Linked DNA regions of Homo sapiens: region 2 is linked to region 1. Evidence: read pairs that join two places in POLR2A ChIA-PET (ENCODE). Cell type or tissue: OCI-LY7. All regions are shown on one strand. Links, peaks and the distances in the headings refer to the core of each region. The heading gives the core; the rest is flanking DNA. Region 1 has its middle 94 kb from the start of CACNA2D1-AS1. Region 2 has its middle 76 kb from the start of HGF.

Evidence for each region. ChIA-PET counts read pairs that join two places held together with the same protein. Peaks named below come from ENCODE experiments on the same cell type or tissue, not always from the same donor. Only the 100,000 strongest peaks of a DNase experiment are listed, where the experiment ranks them.
Region 2: POLR2A ChIA-PET joins it to region 1 with 10 read pairs; 2 of 35 experiments call an interaction of 5 or more read pairs at or near these places.

The regions. Positions count from the first base shown.
Region 1 is chr7:81,911,981-81,917,377 of GRCh38, reverse strand. No RefSeq gene overlaps it. Among named protein-coding and RNA genes, the nearest start is that of CACNA2D1-AS1, 94 kb to the left of the region's middle. In OCI-LY7, for the core only: no CTCF peak of the experiment used is centred there; no DNase peak of the experiment used is centred there.
Region 2 is chr7:81,843,373-81,848,769 of GRCh38, reverse strand. No RefSeq gene overlaps it. Among named protein-coding and RNA genes, the nearest start is that of HGF, 76 kb to the right of the region's middle. RefSeq lists an enhancer at 2,938-3,017. In OCI-LY7, for the core only: no CTCF peak of the experiment used is centred there; DNase peaks (open chromatin) are centred at 2,189, 2,689 and 2,959; H3K4me3 peaks cover 1,783 bases; H3K27ac peaks cover 2,664 bases.

The DNA.
Region 1 (5,397 bases), core at 199-5,198:
AGAAATAAGCCCCAGCACATAACTCACACATCATACAAAACTTGAATCATAGACCAAAATGTAAAACATAAAACTATAAAATATGTAAGAATTAATAGGAGAAAATCTTCATGACTTTTGCAATCAGTTTTTAGAGACAGCACCAACAGCAACATCCATGAAAGAAAATAAAGTAGATATCAATAGAAATTTAAAAATCAATCTATGAAAGATATTGCTAAGAGAATTAAAAAACAAACCACATACATATACACCATTGAATACTATGCAGCCACAAAAATAAATGAGATCATGTCCATTGCAGAGACATGGATGAAGCTGGAAGCCATCATCTTCAACAAACTAACAGAGGAACAGAAAACCAAATACCGCATGTTCTCACTCATAAGTGGGAGTTGAACAATGAGAACACATGGACACAGAGAGGGGAACAACACACACTGGGGCCTGTTGGTGTAGGGGCGAGGGGAGGGAGAGCATCAGGACAAATAGCTTATGCATGCGGGGCTTAAAACCTGGGTGATGGGTTGATAGGTGCAGCAAACCACCACGGCACACGTATACTTATGTAACAAATGTGCATGTTCTGCACATGTATCCCAGAACTTAAATAAAAATAAAAAAATTAAAAAAAGACAAACCACAGACTGGGAGAAAATATTTTCAAATCATGTATCTGATAAAGAACTTGATCTAGAATATGTAAAAATTCTTAAAATTCAATCAGAAGAAAATAACCCAATAAAACATTGACAAAATATCTAAACAGAACTTCAAAAACATAGATGGAAAATACATGGAGTGATATTCAATGCCATTTGTAATTGGGGAAATGCAAATTAAAATAATAATTGGAGGCCAGGCGCAGTGGCTCACACCTGTAATTCTAGCTCTTCAGGAGGCCGAGGCAAGCGGATCACCTGAGGTCAGGACTTTGAGACCAGCCTGGCCAACATGATGAAACCCTGTCTCTGCTAAAAATACAAAAATTAGCATGGCGTGGTGGTGCATGCCTGTAACCCCAGCTACTTGGGAGGCTGAGACAGGGCAGTTGCTTGAAGCCAGGAGATAGAGGTTGCAGTAAGCAGAGATTGCGCCACTGCCCTCCAGCCTGGGCAACAGAGGGAGACTCTGTCTCAAAAACAAAAACACAAACACGATAATGAGATGCCACTAAACATCCATTAAAATAACTAAAATCTAAATAACAGACAATACCAAATGCAGACAAGGATATAGAACATTTATCGCTTACAGGAATTCAAAGTGATTCATGCACTTTGGGTGGCAGTTTGGCCATTTTTGTGTTTTTTTTATTTTGTTGTTGTTAAATATGGACTTGCCATATGGCCCAGCAATTATACTTGTAAGTATTCCTCCAGGTAACTTGAAAACTTATGTTCACATATAAAAACTTTTATAGCAGTTTTATTCATAATCACTAAAACTAGAAGTGACCAAGATGTCCTCTGACAAAAGAATGGAGAAACAAATAATGCAATAATACTCAACAATAAGAAGGAATGAGCTATTGTTTCATACAACATGGATAAATGTTAAATGCATTTTGCTAAGTAAAAGAAGCCAGACAGAAAAAAGCTACCTACTATATGATTACATTAATATGATCTTCTGAAAAAGGCAATGCAATCAAGATAGAAAACAAATCAGTAGTTGCTAGTGGTTGATTGAATGGGGTGGGGGATTGAACATGAAAAAGACACACAGGGAAACTGTTCTATATAGCACTGAGTTGTGGATTCAAGGCTCTGCAGATTTGTCAAAACCCATAGAACTTGCCAGGCATAATGGTGTATGCCTGTACTCCAAGTTACTCAGGAGGCTGAGGCAGGTGTTATTGCTTGAACCCAGGAATTCAAGTCCAGCTTGGGCAACATAGCAAGAAAGACCCTCTCTCTGAAAAGTTAATATGAATAAAAATTTAAAAAATTTAAATGCCATAGAATTACACCCCTCAAATGGTTAAATTTAACATATGTAAACGTAGAAACATAAATTTTAAAACAATTAACCAAAATATTGAGATACTCCAGAACTGAATGAAGATAATTCTATCACAAGTATTTAAAAATACTTAGTCACCCTAAACGGGAGGTGGGGAGAAACTGACTTAATTACCCTTGGAAAATTATGTTTGACTCTAAACTATAACATTAAAGACAAAAATGAACTTTTAAAGAAATACATATGAAAAGTGGTGGGTGGTTTCTTACTGATGAAGAGGGAAGTTACAGATAATCAAGAGCAGAAAGCTATAATAAATCTTTTGGCACTTGATTGAAGTCAGAGATATTAATACAAATTCATGTTTACCAGGATTATAACACACACATACATGTAAAAACTATAGAGAATACTATAGACCAATACGTTTATGAACACAGACACGAATTCCTTAACAAAAATCTGGCACAACAAACCTTGCATTACAAAAAAGGGATAATACCTCATGATTAAGTAGAGTTTATTACAGGAATTCAAGGGTGGTTTTATATTCAGGAATCAACAAATGTAAACAACTATATTAACAAATTAGAAAAGGGTGATATCAACCAGATGACAGAATAAGAGGTCCCCTGTTTATATATCTCCACAGCACCAATAATCCACAGCCATGAGAAGGGATACCCACTCCCTCCCAAGTGGCAGGCTCACCAACCATAGTTTCAGAGACCCAGTCACACCTACTGTGATTCCCACCTAAAGGCCCTGTAACTCAGGCCCAACTGAAATGGCCCTAAAACTCAGCTATATCCCCTCTTAGCTGTGGTCTGAGAGCAGTCCTGTCCACTTACAGGCCCAGAAGGAGACATGCCCATCTGTGCCCCAAGAGACAGGCCTGCAGACCTGGGTGACAGTCTAGTCCACCAAGGAACCACATAGGACCCATATCTACTTCAACCCCTGGTGACAAGCACCAACCACAGACCCCGCTGCAGACTCAGCAGCAGCCACTTGGCCTGGATCCCACCCCCACTCAACTGTGATCCCAGAGGCAATCCTATCAGCCTGGGGACCCACCAGGAGAAGGCTTTTACCTGCCAAAATCAGTCATAAATACTACAAAGAAATGTTTTACTCCATGTAAACATACACAAATGCAAGACTGCATGAGTAGCAAAGAATCAGGCAAACAAGCCAAAGGAATTAATAAAATTCTAGCATCAGAACTCCAAATAAAGGGAGACTCATAAATTGCTTGAAAAAGAATTAAAAATGATCATCCTTAAGGAAGCTCAGTGAGATTTAAGAATACACAGACAACTAAATTACATTAGTAAAGGAATGTATAAACAAAATGAGAAGCTTAAGAAATATAAACTGCTTAAACCATAAAAAAGAACAAATAGAAATTCTAGAGCTAAAGAATACAAGGACAAATCTAAATATTCAATAGAGAGCTTTAATAGAAAATTTGATCATGAAGAAGAAAAAAATAGCAAACTTAAAGACAGGCCACCATTTGAAATTAGCCAGTCAGAGAAAGAAAAAGAAATTAAAAAGAGAGAAGAAAGCATAAGAAACCTATGGAATACCATCAGGACTTCATATATATGAATTATGAAAGCACCAGAAGAGGAAAAGAAAAGGAAATAGCAGAAAGTTTAAAGAAATACTGACTGAAAAGTTCTCAAGTCTTGAGAAGGAATAAACATGCAGATTCATGAATAAAACGTAATAACTGTAAGATGTGTTGTATAAGCCCTATGGTAACACAAAGAAAAAAACCTCTGGCAGATCTACAAAAAATAAAGAAAAAGAAATTAAAGCATACCACTATAAAAATCAACAAATCACAAAGGAAGATGAGAGGAAGGACCAAACATATTACAAAACAATCAAAAAGAATGAAAAAATTGCAATAGTTAAGTCCTTAACTATTAATAATTACTTCACATGTAAATGGATTAAATTCTCCAATCAAAAGAGAGAGTAGATGAATAAATTGAAAAAGAAGTCCAAAAATATGTTGCCTACAAGAGACTCACTTTAGCCCTAGGGTCACGTAGGCTGAAAGGGAAGGGATGAAAAATATATTCCATAAAAACAGTAAACAAAACAAGGGTTGGCTATACTTTTATTAGAAAAAATAGACTTTCAGACAAAGTCTGTCATAAGAGACAAATAAGGTCACTATATAATAAAGGATCAATTCATCAAGATAACATAAAAGTTTAAGTGTATATATATATATATCTCCACTTGGCCTTGGTCCTGCTTGGTAGCAGGGACCATCCACCAAGGGACCCAGGAGTCACACCTACTGTGATTCCCACCTAAAGTCCCTGTAACTCAGGGCCTAAATACTTTAAATATGTATTTCATCCAACAGTGAAATACTTAATGTTTTAAGGCAAATGTTAACAGAAATGGAGGGACAAATAGGCAGCAATGTAATAATAGCAGGAAACTTCAATATCCCCCTTTCAACAGTGGGTAGTTTGCCTAAACCGAAAATCAATTAGAAGACAGCAACTTGAATAACACTGTAGACCAAACAGATCTAACTGACATATGTAAAACGTTTCACTCAACATCAGCAGAATACACATTCTTCTCAAGCACATATGGAACATTATCCAGGATAGATTATATATTGGGCCATAAAACAAGTCTTAACAAATTTTAAAAGATTCAAATCATACCAAGTGACTTTTCTGAGCACAATGGCATAAAATTAGAAATAATAATACAAGGAATCTTGAAAAATTCACAAATATGTAGAAATTAAATAACACTTCTGAATAATCAATAGGTCAAAGAAATCAAAAGGCAAATCAAAAAGTATCTTTAGACAAAATTGGAAAGACAACATACCAAAATTTAAGATATGTTGCAAAGCAGTTCTAAGAAGGAAGTTTATAGTGATAAGACCTACATTAAGAAAAAATGGTCTAAAATTCTCCTTTTTGTTGTTGTGTCTCTGCCAGGCTTTGGTATCAGGATGATGTTGGCCTCATAAAATGAGTTAGTGAGGATTCCCTCTTTTTCTGTTGATTGGAATAGTTTCAGAAGGAATGATACCAGCTCCTCCTTGTACCTCTGGTAGAATTCGGCTGTGAATCCATCTGGTCCTGGACTTTTTTTTGGTTGGTAAGCTATTAATTATTGCCCCAATTTCAGAGCCTGTTATTGGTCTATTCAGAGATTCAACTTCTTCCTGGTTTAGTCTTGAGAGGGTGTATGTGTCCAGGAATTTATCCATTTCTTCTAGATTTTCTAGTTTATTAGCGTAGAGATGTTTATAGTATTCTCTCATGGTAGTTTGTATTTCTGTGGGATCGGTGGTGATATCCCCTTTATCATTTTTATTGTGTCTATTTGATTCTTCTCTCTTTTCTTCTTTATTAGTCTTGCTAGCGGTCTATCAATTTT
Region 2 (5,397 bases), core at 198-5,197, 69 kb after region 1:
CCAACTGATTCCAACTGCATAGAAACTTCTATAACATAATGCACAAATGTGAGGAAATAAAAGGGGGAGAGTATGAAGTAAAGATAGACCATGCTTTCCTGGTTTCCTTCTGGTCAAAATGCTGGATATTTTTTAAAGATCAGGACCTAGGTTCTCTTCTCTTCAAACTCTGTACTTTCTTGAAAGAAAACTTCATCCAATGGCATTCATTAACCTGCTTTATTTGAAAATGACTCCGAAAATTGTATTTCCTAATTAAAAATTCTGTACTGAGCCCCAAACCCATAAAACCTACAGCTTGCTTGATGTTTCCATTTGGATAATAAAAAGTAACTCTAACTTACTATGTACAAAAATATTTCTCATCTTCTCCTTAAATGTTGTCCTCTTCTTTAAGTTTTGCGTCTCCATTACATTGCATATTTAAAACACCCTTTAAAATTCTTCCACCTCTCTCCATTTGATCTGCTAGCTCCATAAGCCAAGCTTCTATCTTCTCTTACTTGGATAGTTTGCAAATTAGCCTCCCTTGTCCATTCTTGTCTCCTCCCAATACAATCTCTTCAATAGATTGTTATTATAAATTCAAGTTTGATAATACCTCACCTCTTCTTAAAATCTGTTATTGACTTCTTCTGCTTTTAGGATAATAATTAAGAGACTTAATGTGTTCCACCAACTAACATTACATGGCCAACAAGCATGAAACGTCTCTTATCCATGTATTCAGGCATGTATCAGACTAACCCTCCCCTTGATCTCTATGTGACAACCTTACTGACTTTCTTACAACGAATAGTCCCTGAAGGCTCAGGGCCCTTGCACATGCAGTGTCCTCTGTCTTACAGCGCTTTACTCTCTCATCTTTGCTAGTAATTAGATTCTCAATTCAAATATCACTTCACTGGGAAACCCATGCCTCTCAAGGAATATAGAAAAACTCCTTCCCTATGATGTATTTTTGTTTGATGGCTTTGTCAGAATTACAATTTTATAGGCATTTCTGTTTTATTTAATTCATGTCTATTTCTTCTCATTAGACTATAAGCTCCACAATATCTGCTTATGTTCAATATTTATAGCATCAATACTTAGAGTGTGTGACACTCAGTAAGAACTCAATACATATTACCAATTATTGAATAAATGTGTTAAAATGTGGAATAATTGGAATATATGTATTTCTTCTCTCTCTCTCTCTCTCTCTCTCTCTCTCTCTCTCATATTTTCCTCCCCCTAATAGATCAGCAAAAGATTTTCATTTCCCACAGTGCACAAGTCATTCTAAGAGTCTACCTACGGGATGGTACCATAATGATGCTTAATGCTGGCCGCATATTAGAATTATTTGGGGAGCTTTTAATAAACACCCAAAGCTAGGCCCATCACAGAACAGTTAAATCAGCATTTCTCAAGGTGAGGCTCAGGCAACATTTTTTTAAAAGCTCCCTAGGTGATGCTAATGTGGAGCTAGAATTGTGAAACACGCTCTCTAATGGATGAAATCTGAATACCCGTCTGTTCATGAACCATACAAACCATTACTGTTGGCCTGGGAAATGTCTAATTCTAATTAAATAATTCTTAAATCATTCATTCATATATTCATTCAAAACATATAATAGTTTTAAATTATATATTATTACATCTTATATTTGTTACATAAATATTACATATTATGTATTGTTACGAGAAGCAAAAGTTTGTACTAGGAATTGTGAAGGATATAAAATGTAGCCAGATACTTCCAAGATTCTACTATGAACTTTCTTCCTCACTTAGCTGATATCATGGATTTAATAAGAATTTAATCCCTAGCAGATCTCTTTTAATCTCTTTGCAGATCCTCTCACTGTACCTACTACTTGAACATGCAGTAGTCTTTCCCTCTGATTGTGCAAATGTAATAACGCAGGCATGGCTTATGCAAGAAAATTCATGAACCTCTTCTATAAAATGAGTACGTCTACTCACAGACATTTTCCCCTTACTCTTAAAACTGAAAGGGAGGCTTTCTGATTGCTATAACATCTAGAGGACAGTGGTTAGAGATACTGTTGCAAAAAGAGAAGCTGCAGAACTGTTGGGGTGGGCAGGAAGAGTAGAAGTATTTTAAAAGAGACATGGTGAAATCAGGAAGCTTTTTCCTCAAAGGGCAGTTGCTGCAGGAGCAACTGAGTCATCCTCCCAGTATTGTCTGTCCTAGATGCAGTGAACAGGAAGTGAAAGTTCAGTGTTGCTTACTGTCAATTACCATCCACATAAACAGACACAGGAAGATCAAGTCATGTTACTTTAGCCTTAGTGCCCTTGAATGTTTTGATAAATTTGTTAGCTATTTACTCAACATAAATATTCAACTTACGTACCCCATGGCCAAAATTTATAATTTTCCTTTTGAATTCTTTTTAAAAAGCATTCTGTGTTGCCACACGTTTATTTATTTTATTTATCTTTTTGTATTCACCAACATCCAAGCCCCTCGCCTCGCCTCACTTTCTGCTGATGGGAGGGGAAAGTCTCATCATCCAGACCCCTCATAAAGGTATACTTGGTGCCAGGGAGTAATCCCCTTGGGTCACTAATGGATATTCACACATCTGAGAATGCTGTTAAGAAGCTTCTGAAGTGGAATGCGATTCCAGCTGTAGCAATTACATACTGCTCATATTTCCTAGTTTAGACTCTGGGGAGTTCAACAACTGCCTATTAGCAAGCTGACGATGGAAAGAAGCGCTGTAAATCTCACAAGCAATGATAAAGCCGATGCTCCTGGAAGAAGGAGGAAAGACTGAATTGCAATTAAAAAACAGAACCATGAACCTTGGCCTTTTAAAAGAACAACACCCACAGTACGTTAATGAAGGACATGAGAGGATAAACTAAACTGTAAACATTTTTTATATCTCTCTTCGGTTATCATCTCTTGGTTGCAAGTGGAGTGAAAGAGGAAGCGAAACTTCATGAATCCAAATTAGTCTGTGAGATACATCTAAGTCTCCAATACCATATCATTTTGAACTTTTTCAAAGTTTTGTTTTACATATAATTTGGTCACTTAAGACAGAAAGTTTATAACTCTTATCATATAGGTATCATTAAAGAAGATAATTTAGGACTTAACCAAATAGCTGTCCAAAGAGGAGTTGAGTTTAATTGTTATAGAAACAAACACACTAAATATCTCACATAGAAAGTTTACTAAACATCTCACAGAGACAGCAGTATATTGAGCCTCATAACAATTTAAGAGCTTTTCTTGCTGTGTCCATTTGACAGATAAGGAAACTGATGTTTAAGAAAGGTTAAGTAGTTAATAGTAATCCCATGAACACAAAATGGCAAAAAAAGAATTGGAACTCCGTTCTTTCTGATTCCAAAAGGTGTTTTAATATTACCTTATATTTCTTACTGTGAATCAAACTGGTTCTATTTGGGGAATGAGACATAAATTTAAATACCTTCCTCCCAAAAAAGTATCAAATCACAGATAGTTTAATGTAACTAGATATGTTGTGTTTTATGATGAGAATATTACATTGTGAATTGGTAACATATCTTCTTCCATTGTTTAAACATAAGATAATTAAAACTTTGATTGCAAAAATTTGCTTCCATTCTATAGGTTGCCTGTTCACTCTGATAATAGTTTCTTTTGCTCTACAGAAGCTCTTTAGTTTAATTAGATCCAATTTGTCAATTTTGGCTTTTGTCACCATTGCTTTTGATGTTTTAGTCATGAAGTCTTTGCCCATGCCTATGTCCTGAATGGTATTGCCTAGGTTTTCTTCCAGGGTTTTTATCATTTTAGGTCTTACAATTTAAGTCTTTAATCCATCTGAGTTAATTTTTGTATAAGGTGTAAGGAAGGGATCCAGTTTCAGTTTTCTGCTTATAGCTAGCCAGTTTTCACAATACCATTTATTAAATAGGGAATCCTTTCCCCATTGCTTGCTTTTGTCAGATTTGTCAAAGATCAGATGGTTGTAGATGTGTGGCATTATTCTGAGGCCTCTGTTCTGTTCCACTGGTCTATATATCTGTTTTGGTACCAGTAACATGCTGTTTTGGTTACTGTAGCCTTGTAGAATAGTTTGAAGTCAGGTACCATGAGGCCTCCAGCTTTGTTTTTTTGTTTGTTTGTTTTTGCTTAGAATTGTCTTGGCTATATGGGCTCATTTTTGTTTCATATGAAATTTAAAGTAGTTTTTTCTAATTCTGTGAAGAAAGTCAGTCGTAGCTTGATGGGGATAGCATTGAATCTATAAATTACTTTGGACAGTATGGCCATTTTCACGATATTGATTCTTCCTATCCATCTGACAAAAGGCTAATATTCAGAATCTACAAAGAACTTAAACAAATTTACAAGAAAAAAAAAACCCCATCAAAAAGTGGGCAAAGGTTATGAATGGACACTTCTCAAAAGAAGACATGTATGCAGCCAAGAAACATACGAAAAACTCATCATCACTGGACATTGGAGAAATGCAAATCAAAACCACAATGAGATACCATCTCATGCCAGTTAGAATGGCAATCATTAAAAAGTCAGGAAACAACAGATGCTGGAGAGGATGTGGAGAAATAGGAAAGCTTTTACACTGTTGGTGGGAGTGTAAATTAGTTCAATCATTGTGGAAGACAGTGTGGCGATACCTCCAGGATCTAGAACCAGAAATACCATTTGACACAGCAATCCCATTACTGAGTGTATACCTAAAGAATTATAAATCACTCTACTGTAAAGACACATGCACATGTATGTTTACTGCAGCACTTTTCACAATAGCAAAGACTTGGAACCAACCCAAATGCCCATCAATGATAGACTGGATAAAGAAAATGTGGCACATATACACCATGGAATACTATGCAGCCACAGAAAAGGATGAGTACACCATGGAATACTACGCAGTCATAAAAAAGGATGAGTTCATGTCTTTGCAGGGACATGGATGAAGCTAGAAAGCATCACTCTCAGCAAACTAACACAGCGACAGAAAACCAAACACTTCATGTTGTCACTCATAAGTGGGAATTGAACAATGAGAACACATGGACAGAGGGAGGGGAACACCACTCACTGGGGCCTGTTGTGGGGTGAGGGGCTGGGGACGATAGCATTAGGGGAAATACCTAATATAGATGACGAGTTGACGGGTGCAGAAAACCACCATGGCTCGTGTGTACCTATGTAACAAACCTGCAGGTTTTGTACATGTATCACAGAACTTAAAGTATAATTTTTTTAAAATGTGAATACGATGGAAGTTCCCTCACCGTATCCCAAGTAGACTGATTGAATGGCTACAATGATTAATGACTGATGGAAAATATACCTTATGTGGGATGAAGGGAAGGAAGCTTGATATTTAGGCAGAAGAAAAGGCATAG